Regions from separate parts of the Homo sapiens genome. Here region 1 is linked to region 2. Evidence: chromatin loops called from intact Hi-C (ENCODE). Cell type or tissue: ovary. All regions are shown on one strand. Links, peaks and the distances in the headings refer to the core of each region. The heading gives the core; the rest is flanking DNA. Region 1 has its middle 55 kb from the start of MTNR1B. Region 2 holds the start of LOC124902733 (a long non-coding RNA gene).

Evidence for each region. Peaks named below come from ENCODE experiments on the same cell type or tissue, not always from the same donor. Only the 100,000 strongest peaks of a DNase experiment are listed, where the experiment ranks them.
Region 1: it touches region 2 in a loop (3-fold over the local background); 2 of 110 quality-filtered maps call a loop at or near these places.

What each region holds. Positions count from the first base shown.
Region 1 is chr11:93,022,032-93,027,423 of GRCh38, forward strand. No RefSeq gene overlaps it. Among named protein-coding and RNA genes, the nearest start is that of MTNR1B, 55 kb to the left of the region's middle. In ovary, for the core only: no CTCF peak of the experiment used is centred there; no DNase peak of the experiment used is centred there.
Region 2 is chr11:92,962,588-92,967,979 of GRCh38, forward strand. It overlaps LOC124902733 (a long non-coding RNA gene), which reads left to right and starts at 3,110. Exons shown (of 2, transcript XR_007062838.1): 1 at 3,110-3,410; 2 at 3,952-5,392. In ovary, for the core only: no CTCF peak of the experiment used is centred there; no DNase peak of the experiment used is centred there.

The DNA.
Region 1 (5,392 bases), core at 75-5,074, 59 kb after region 2:
GATGGGCTGTAGAGAATGGAATCAGGAGAATGGATCTCTTAAATTGTTCTCAATTTTCAGATTCACATAATCTCTTTTCCTTATGCTTCTACTAAAGCTAGTGTATATCCAAATGGACTAATGTCCAAAATTCTCTTTTAAAAATGTTCACAGAGTACTAAACTTGTATTCATCAGTATGATACTGTTAAAAAACAAGGTTACAACACATTTAGCTTAAAGATCTTAATTAGCTTTTATTTGCAATTCTAGAATCAGGCAACATCTCGTTCCATAAAATAGAATGGGTCTTCTGATGAACTGAGCAGAGGAGCTTGGCTTTATAGACAGAAGAAGGCTCAGGAAAGCAGAAACAGAGAACAAAACGCGGATTGATCATTTCAAAGTTGTTTTCCTTGTAAAGGTTAAAGCAGAAGGGACTTCCTTATCATGCCAGCTAAATCTGGCTTGTTTGGGGATTTGGGTATTATCGTGCACTATCTCATTTTCTCAGAAGTTCAGATAAACCAGCTGAGTGTTGGTGGCATGGAACTTCAGCATATGTGACTCCATTTTGGTTTGGTCTGTTGGACCTAGTGCAGGAATTCGGTCCAAATCGACAGCCTTTAAATTTTATTTTACAATACAAATAAAAATAAAGGTTAACCATGCTTTCTTAACATAGAATGAGCTATTTAATCCCAGGCTCACATAAAGCACACTGCAGTAATACACAAGCAGATCAGTGGAACAGAAACAAGCCCAAAGACAGTATATTCCATACATATTGGGACAATTCCATATACAATGGAAATTTAGTATTTAAAAACTGTTATTACAAATCAGTGAGGAAAGAAAAGAGTGTTCAATAAATAATCCTTGGATATCTGTCTCTCTATTTTGGAAAAAGTGAAAGATAATTTACTAATAACATACATAAATATGAATTACAGAACTAAACATATAAAATGAAACTATGAGAGTATTAGAAAAAAATACAGAACATTTGTGTACTCCTAGGGTGGGGAAGGCCTTTCTAAGTGGGGCATGACATCGAGAGGCCTTAAAGGAAAAAATTGACAGATTTGACTATGTAAAAATTTAAAACCATTACGTAGCAAAATGTGTTATGAATAAATTTTTAAAAAATGAATAACAGATTAGGAGAAAATGTTTGCAACACATATAACAAAAAAGTAATAATATCTAAATTACAGTTTATGAAAAGTTTTTATAATATAAAAACATTTTAAAAAGTTAAACAGAAAATGTACAGAGAAAAAAATAAGTGACTATTAAACATTGAAAAGCTACTCAACTAAAAATCAAAGAAATGCTACTTAATGTGATATTATTTTTCATTCACCAGAATTGGCAAGCTAATACAAGATTAATCACATTCAATGTTGGCAAGGATATGAGCATTGTCATTTGCTATTGTAGAAATGCAAATTTCATAAAGTGTTTGGACAATAATTTGCTTAGCATTTATCAAAATTTTAAATGTATATACCTAGAAATTTAACTTGTGGAAATATTTGTACCATTTAGTACAAGAATTTATATCCCCTCATTATGTGAAGTGCTGAAAAACTGGATTCAATTTAAGAACATATTAACAGAGTGAAGGTAAATAGAAAACAGTATATAAATGCAATGGAATACTACTCAGGTGTTCAAAAGCATAACACAAGTTGATATACTAACATGGAATTTTGTCCACTATATAGAGTTAAATGAAAACAAAAACAGTTTGAAGATCATATACAGTAAATGGTACTATTTTCCCCCTAAAAATTGTATCTCCTATATATGTTCATTTATTTATAATATGTGTATACATAATAAAAAGTCTGAAGGTATATTACTAAATTTTTACCTTTGGAAAAAGGGATGGACTGTGCTTGGAGGGAGAAGTCTTCATTTTTTACTTGATATACTTCTTTTTCTTTTTTTTTTAAGTTGAGCATATCTTCTTATTTTTGTAAATAAGATACTTTTTAAAAAATGTATACATTTAGCTAGGCCTATTGTCTATTATGATATCACCAGAGAAGAATGGCTTAACCACAGGAAAAGGGGACAGAGCAGGGTCCAGATGAACTCTCTGGGTCTACAAGTGCTAAAAGAGGGGCAGAGGGAGGCAGAAGATGTTACATTAATGAGACAGGGAAGAAGGACGTCCAGCACCTAGAACCAGGTGTTCAGGGACAATGGTGAGAAGTGACAGGTCAAGACAAGCTGCCAGTGTCCATGGTCCCAGAGATTTACAGGACATCTTCACTCCCAAGTGGCTGATGAGGAAAGTTGGCTGAAATATGGTTGATGGCAGCAAGAATCAGAAGCCCATCCAAAAGCTTCAAGTGCAGGGGATGAGCCTCAGTGCATAAGGTGGAGCAGAGGGAGATGGCACTGACAAAGAGAACCTTCTGAGGACACATAACCTCGAGTCAGGGAGAATGACAGGTCCACAGCTATAGGCCCATAAAGAACAAGGCAGACTCCAGTTTTAGAACAGTGGTGAGACATCCATTCATGCATAACATGACTACTAGCCAGTGTGTGGAGCAGGGCCAAGTCTACATTTGAGGGTCAGGAATTCTTGACTCTGGGTCAAGAAGGAGGAAAAGCAGGCAGGCTGGCAGGCATTGGTGTCATTCAGGGCAACTGAAGAAACTACAGGCCTTGGCCTCTTGGCTGGCTCTCCAAAGCTGTATAGCTCAGAATATGTTTGGTCTAGACTGTGGATTTAAAAAAAATCCACAACACATTCTAAAGAAGTACTAGAAATAGCAGTGCCTCAAAGTGAGGGCTTCTAGAATTTCTGATATATATTCCTTGGAATAGACTTCTTATTTTGAGGGTCATAAAGAATTGAGAGACTAGCCATGGTTGCACACACTCCACATTAGGTCTGAGCTCATCAGTCTTGATGGTTCTCTCTCCTGAACTCTCGTGAAGGCAATATCTACTTGTAGTTGATGGAGTATCAGGCAAAACAAAGTGCTGTCTTAGATTTATGAACTCCTTTATCACTCAAGGTAAGGAGATTCCAGAATTCAGAATACTATATTTTTATCTCATGCCTGGGACTAGATTAAATGTTGAAGTACATGATAGATGAAGCTGGAATTAATTAGTGTCAGTCTCATATAAATTGCTTATGCTAAGTAACAGTGAAATCAAGGTAAGTAGATGTGATACATTACCATTCCTCTTCATTTAACCCAGCTGCGAGGTGGGACAGGAGGAAAACGCACTGCATATGCAAGAAAAATGGCAGCGTTGGTGATAGATTTACATTCATTTCCTTTTCAGAATGTTCAGGAGATGCTCTCAGGAATCCAAAATTCATATTCACTGTATAAATCAGCTCTATGCTTTCATTGAAAAGCATTATCTGGTTTGTTCTATTTAGCAATAATATAACCCTTTATTTTAGCAATGCAAACTTGCAAGGAAAATTGGGAAATTTTCAACGATTGAAATATTAAAGTGATAACACCTTTCTAGCTAAGTTTTGAGTGAGATGAGCTTCCTCAGAGCCTGGCACACATGACAGGAGGGAGGAGTCAGTGTTCTTTTTGACTTTGCTCATATGCATTCAGAAGTCAAAGCCAGGCTATCCCCAGGATGTACAGAGTCAGATCTGATGATCAACTCCAAAATCTTTTCTGAGTCACCACGTCCCTGTTCTCTGCAAGGAATGAGGACTCAGTGACAAAGCAGAGAATGGTCCTGACCTACAGAGGTTCCAATCTGGCAGAGCACCACTCAAGTGTGTCAAAGAGGACAAAGTGCAGGAGAGGGATTGGGAAAGGAGAAACTGCAAAAATCTAGTTTGCTAATTTTACCACCCACCTAAATGTAATGAAAGCACTTTTTAAATTTATTAAACGAACACATATATGCTAGGCTTGGGGTTAAATGCTAAGGACACCAGGTGAATGTCAAGAACCCTTCCCTGGAGAAATTAGTTGGAGAGATAGACACATAAACAAATAATGTGGAAGGTACAACAATAGAGAAAGGACAAAATATTATGGGAGTGCTTGCAGGAATTGCGATGTCCTCATCATGACATGACCCTGGGCTAGGTCTCAGAGTAGAGAAAAGGTCACCCTTCAGAGGGGGAAGGGTGTATGAGACAGAGGGAACTGCAAAAGCAAAGGCATAGTAGCCTGAAATATATGGTCAGAATTTTTACCTATCTGATTGTCAATAATTTTAAAATGTAAATAATATTGTATGGACACTCATGTTGAAAACAAACCCTTTCCTGTGCTGCTGATTGGAGTGTAAATTGGTATGAACCCTTACTCAGGATAATTTGGCAAATTTCTCATGATTACAAAGGCACCTACATTTACTCTAGCAATTCCTCTTTTAGGAAGTTGTCCTAGAGGTACACTCACCCTGGCGCAAATTGTGCTAAGTTAATGATGACGGCACTGTTTTTGAGAGCAAAATACTGGAAATAACTTAAGTGTATGTCACAGGGAACTGGAAAAATAGACTTTGATGCAGTCCTGCACCAGAATAAATGGCACCACGAAAGAATGAGAAGCCACCTTATGATTGGATATGAAATTATCTCTAAGATATATGATTCAGGAAAAGCAGAAGGTACAGAACGACAGTATGGAAGATACTATTTGTGTAAATAAAGTGAACAAAATAGAACAAACATAAATATTTTGTAACTGTGATGGTTAATTTTAGATGTCAACTTGTCTGGGTTAAGGGGTACCCAGATAGCCGGCAAAGCATTATTTTGAGTGTGTCTGTGATGGTGTTCCTGGAGAATTAAGCATGTGAATCAACAGATTAAGGAAGATCTGCCCTCACCAGTGCAGGGTATCATCCAATCTGTTGAGGGCTTGAATAGAACAAAAAGGCAGAGGAAGGGAAAATTTGCTCTCTCTTCTGCTGCTGAGGCATCCATATTCTCCTGTCCTCAGACATCAGAACTCCAGGTTCTTGGGCCTTTAGACTCTGCAGCTTACACCAGTGTCTCTCTGATTTCTCAGGCTTTTGACCTCAGACTGAGTTGCCCCATCAGCTCCCCTGGTTCTTAGGCCTTTGCACTCAGGATGAATGACACCAGTTTCCCTGGTTTTCCATCTTTTCTTTCTTTTGTCTTTTTTGTTGAATCAATTGTAGTATATTTTAAATAAGTCAACTTAAGCCTACATGTATCAACATGGACAAGTCCCCCAAAACTCATGTTAATGGAGGAACTTGTACAATTATATTAAAGTATAATACTGCTTATATCATGTTTTAAAACATCATAGTAACCTGTATATTCCATCAGTTATATACATGCAACAATATTATTAAAATAGTAAATAAGAAACTATTATTTAGCCAAATAATGCTCACCAAATTGAACATAGTGATTTCTGTAATAG
Region 2 (5,392 bases), core at 212-5,211:
TATGCTATTTTCCATAGTGACTGTACTAATGAATATACCTATCAACAGTGTGTGAATTCTGTTTTTTCTGAGTCCTCACCAACATTTTTTTTTTTTAGTCTTTTAAATAATAGTTACCGTAACTGGGGTAAGATGATATCTCATTGTGGTTTTGATTTGCATTTCCCTGATGATAAGTGATGTTGAACACTTTTTCTTTTATTTTTGTGGTACTTTGTTATGTCAGAACATTTTTTCATATACTTTACTTGTTGGCCATTGGTATGTTTTTTTTTTTTTTTTGAGAAATATCTATGTATGATTCAGAAATCTCACTACTGGTATTTATCCAAAAGAAAGGAAATCAATATATCAAAGGGATACCTGCATGCTCATGTTTATTGCAGCTGTATTCACAATTGCAAAGATATGGACTCAACCTAAGTGTTCATCACTGGATGAATGGATAAAGAAAATGTGGTATATACACACAATGGAATATTATTCATCCATATAAAAGAATAAAATCCTGTCATTTGCAGCAACATGGATGGCACTGGAGGTTATTATGCTAAGTGAAATAAACCAGGGACAGAAAGACAAATATTGCATGTTCTTACTCATATGTGGGAGCTAAAAGAGTTGATTTCATGCAGCTAGAAAATAGGATGATAGATACCAGAGGCTAGACTCTGGGAAGGGTGTGTGTGTTTGTGTGTGTGTGTGGCGGGTGGTGGTATAGAGGTTGGTTAATGGGTACAAATATACAGTTGGATAGAAGGTGTAACTTCTAATGTTTAATAGCAAAGTAGAGTGACTATAGTTTATCAACAACGTGTAGTGTATTTCAAAATCAGCTACAATAGAAGATTTGAAATGTTCTCAGCATATAGAAATGATAAATACTAGAGGTGATGCATATCTTGAATATCCTGACTTGATCATTACACATTCTATGCATGTAACAAACTATCACATGTACCATGTACTGTGTAAATATGTTCAAATATTTGTGAACCAAAAAATTTTTAATGAAAACATTCTGGTTCTGCACTTGAGGATTAAATAAGACACAAATCTGAAAGTTCTGGAAAATGTAACAGTAATAGCTAATGTTTACCAGTGCTAATTATGAGCCAGGCATCTCATTTATTCCTCATAACATCCTTGTGATGTAGGTATACTTATCCCAATTTTTACAGATGTCCAAACTGAGGTACAGAGAGGTTATACAGCTCATCCAGGGTCACAGCTAGATCTGGACTTAACTTCCTTTGGTATAATACAAAAATATATTTGGTCTTTGTCCCAGGTTCCTGACCCAGAGCTCCTAAAACCCTTGGAATTTCCCGAGTAATAGGTATGTCTTTTGTTATTCATAAGGAGGAGATTCTTTTGATCACCCCTGAGTTTATCCTAATGAAGTGACTTAGGGTATGGCCCCTAGACAGCTTAGGATGGGGCTATTCACTAGAAATAACAAGTCATTAGAGGATTGGAACTTTCAGCTCTGTCCACAGACCTCCAGGATGTGTTTGCATTGGGTGGTACGGGGATGTTGGGGAGCACTGGAGATTGAGCTCCATAAAAACTCTTGAACCAGGATACCTGGAGAGCTTCCATGTTGGTGAACAGATCAAGGTGCCAGGTAATGGTGTGCCTCTAAAGAAGCTCTGCACACCACACACACACACACACACACACACACACACACACACCTTGCCCTGTGTAGCTATTCCTTTTGGCTGTTCCTGAGTTGTAGACTCTAGAATAAACTGGCAAACATTGAATTATACATAATTCATATGTAGATATATTTATATATTTAAATATGTATGTATTTATTTGCTAAACAATCGATTCTGGGCAGTGGGTGATAATAGAGAAACACTGACCGAGCTTACTTAGGGTCTCTGTATCCCGAGGGAAGGGTCAGACCCTTCCGCTTGAACATTGAGCTGTTAGATTAGATTCAAATCTGAAATAACCGGCACAGCAACTCCCATTCTGATTCCTCTGAAGGGAACGAAAAAGTCAGGAAAGGTAAAGATCATGCAACCAGCAGCAGAGAGAACATGCCTGCTCTGACCCCGCCCAGCCTGGCTCAACTACAGGATCGTCCGACTGGTTTCTGCCACAGGCATGTGCTGGGAAATATGAGGGAGGCTGCCCAGAAGGTGGTGGCTTTGTAGTTGTGTCTTGTTTAAACTCTTTTATTGTAGAGCATCCTTCTTTCCAGGCCATTCTTCACCTGAGGGAAAGATTAGGGCAGCTTCACGATGCTAGGCAGTGGTATATTTTTTTAGTGATCTGTATAAACCATTTTTTTTTCAAAGCTGACAGCAAGAACATCTGGAGTCTTACTCTATTTTCTCTCAGGGTTCAATCTACTCAACATTGTTGAGTTTCCCTATCTTTCTTGTGAGGTAACAAGGGTCTGTATATTTTAATATATCCCACTGCAAGAGTAAAATGGCCCCAGGTTCTAGGATCGGGCAGCCTAGGTTGCAATCCTAGCTCTGAAACCACTAGCTCAGCAACCTTGGGTAGGTTTCTTAACCTGTGTAAATCTCAGTTTCTTCACAGTACACAGTAATATGTTACATAGAGATGAGAGGATTAAACAAAAGAATGCAGATGTCCCCTATGTGTAATGCAGAGCAATTACTAGATATTAGCTGTGTGCTAGTTACTCTTTATAGCATTATTAAAAGTGCTTGTCAGCCATGCTACAAGCTGATTACCAAAAGAAAATTTTGCTTATTTTCTTTGTATATTTCATACTGAAGGAGTAAAAGCTGTCACACTTTATTTATTTATTTATTTATTTATTTATTTATTTATTTAGTGACAGGGTTTCACTGAGTTGCCCAGACTAGAGTGCCCTGGCATGATCACAGCTCGTTCAGCCTAGACCTCCCAGGCTCAAGCAACCCTCCTGCCTCAGCCTTCTGGGTAGCTAGGACCACAGGTGCATGCCATCGTGCCTGCTAATTATTTTATTTTTTGTACAGACAAGGTTTCACTTTGTTGCCTAGCCTCAACTCCTGGCCTCAAGTGATCCTCTGGCCTCAGCCTCCCAAAGTGTTGGGATTACAGGTGTGAGCCACTGTACCTGGACCTCATTACACACTTAATAAAATAAATAGATTGCATAATGCCACTGGTCACTCATCAGCCACCAACCTTGGCAATTCACTTCTCTGACAGTCTGTTTCCTTCTTTTCTAGCTGGGCCAATCACTGCTATCTCCCAAGATACCCTGGTTGAAAGATGTTTGGGAAAGGTTTCAAGTACTATCTGGAGTAAAAGGTGTTACTGTTGGGATACATGACAATGAGCTTCTACGGTCAGATATTCATTTGAGTTTGAACTTGGGATACGTGTTGAGAAAACCAGTTCTGCTCAATTTTTAAATCCTAGGACACTCGGTAAGCATTCAAAATGTTGATTTATTTCTTTGAGAAAACATCTAGTAATCTTGAAACTCTCTTGTCTTTTTTCCCTCTCCTTCTCCAGAGTTTGATTTTCTTCCCATAAAATTTCATTATACTGTTGGCAGCAACTATTATTTTTGCCTTTTGTACAAATAATCTTTTTAGTTTATATTCAGGCACAGCAGTATCTGCGATGCTATAGTTTACATTACAGTTCACTCTTGGTGTTGTACATTCTTTGGGTTTTGACAAATGTATAATGACATGTATTACCCATTATAGTATCATATGAAACAGTTCCTCTGCCTTAAAAATCCTCCGTGCTCAACCTATTCATCTTTCCCTCACCCCAAACTCTTGGCAACCACTAATCTTTTTACTGTATCCATAATTTTGCCTTTTCCAGAATGTCATATAATTGGAATCAAGAAACAGTATGTAGCCCTTTCAGACTGGCTTATTTCACTTAGTAATATGCATTTACAGTTCCTCCATGAGTGTTCATGGCATCATGGCTCATTTCTTTTTAACACAGAATAATATTCCATTGTCTGGATGTGCCACACAGTTTGTTTATTTATTCACCTATTGAAAGACATCTTGGTTGCTTCCAAGTTTGGGAATTATAAGTAAAATTGCTGTAAACATCGGTGTGCAGGTCTTTCTGTGGACATATATTTTCAACTCACTTGGGTAAGTACTAAGGAATACAATTGCTCGATGCGATGGTAAGGGTATGTGTTGTTTTGCAGTGCATCACCAAACTGCCTTCCAAAGTGGCTGTATCATTCCCCCACCATTTTAAGGCACAGCCTGGCCAGCCATGCCAGGATGTAGCATTGACTTCTTAGATAGGTGAACATCCCAATTCTTTGTGCCTATCTTGAGATATGCTATTATGGACAATCACATTCCAAGGCAGCATAGGGCAAATTCCTATGTTTCATGCTCAGTTTAACAAATGTGTGTTATTAGAGGGTGTGTCTGGATGGAGGTAACTTATACTGTGTCCAACTCACCTATTGCTATGTTGGCGTGTGAAAGTTGAGAAGTGCCACGATGTGTTTGCACCTGTAAGACAGGGAAGGCGTGGCTGTCTCTTCTTCCTGAAAAAGCCTCTTGGCTTTGACACTGCCCATTGGTGTCTCTTTCCCCTTTGCTGTTGCTCTCCTGAGGACATGTTGGTCATTCCTCCTCATTCACTGGGGATTCGCCTCCTGACTCATAGTTTTCCTTTTCTTACCCCACCATAATATCCACCCCCGACTTCTCAGTTCCTTTACCTTCTCATCTCTAACAACATTTTTCTCACCTTCCACCAGCAACCCACTACCCATAATCACCCTCAGAGCCTTCACAGCAACAGAATCTACATGCCTCAGACATCTCAGTTTCAAACAACTCACCCTTTCAGCACCACAACTTACATTTTCTGATTCACTCACCACAATTCCTTGAAGTCACAGGGCCTGCAATCTCTTGACTTTTCCTTTGTCTCACAGCCCATCAGCCCCTCTGTTTTCTCATCACCCCTCATTAATGTAAACCCCAGGATCCATCTTCTCACCAGGCCCCTGAACTTTCTTCTGTTATTTGCTCCTACCCAGCAGACCCCAATCCTGACTGAAATTCACTCTGCCTTCTCCATGCCTGTCCTGAGTAGCTCCAAGTTGCTGATTAACAACCACTGGCCAGGCTGAGTGGCATCATTTGAAGCCATCATCTCAAGCTGCAGGGGGACATTCATGCTCCTGACACGCCTGTTATACTTTACTAGTTAATGTTTCCACTTTCTGAAGTGCTCCTTCATATCTTTTTTTTGTCTTCAAATCTCCTACACTGTTCCCCTGAATCCTGGCTAATGGGTAGCCTCTATCTCCCTGAGAATACAGAAGCCAGACAAGAGTTCTCTTCTTTCCTCACACCAGTTTAGAAGTGCATCTGAATTTGCATCTGGCTTCTGATTCCTTTCTACT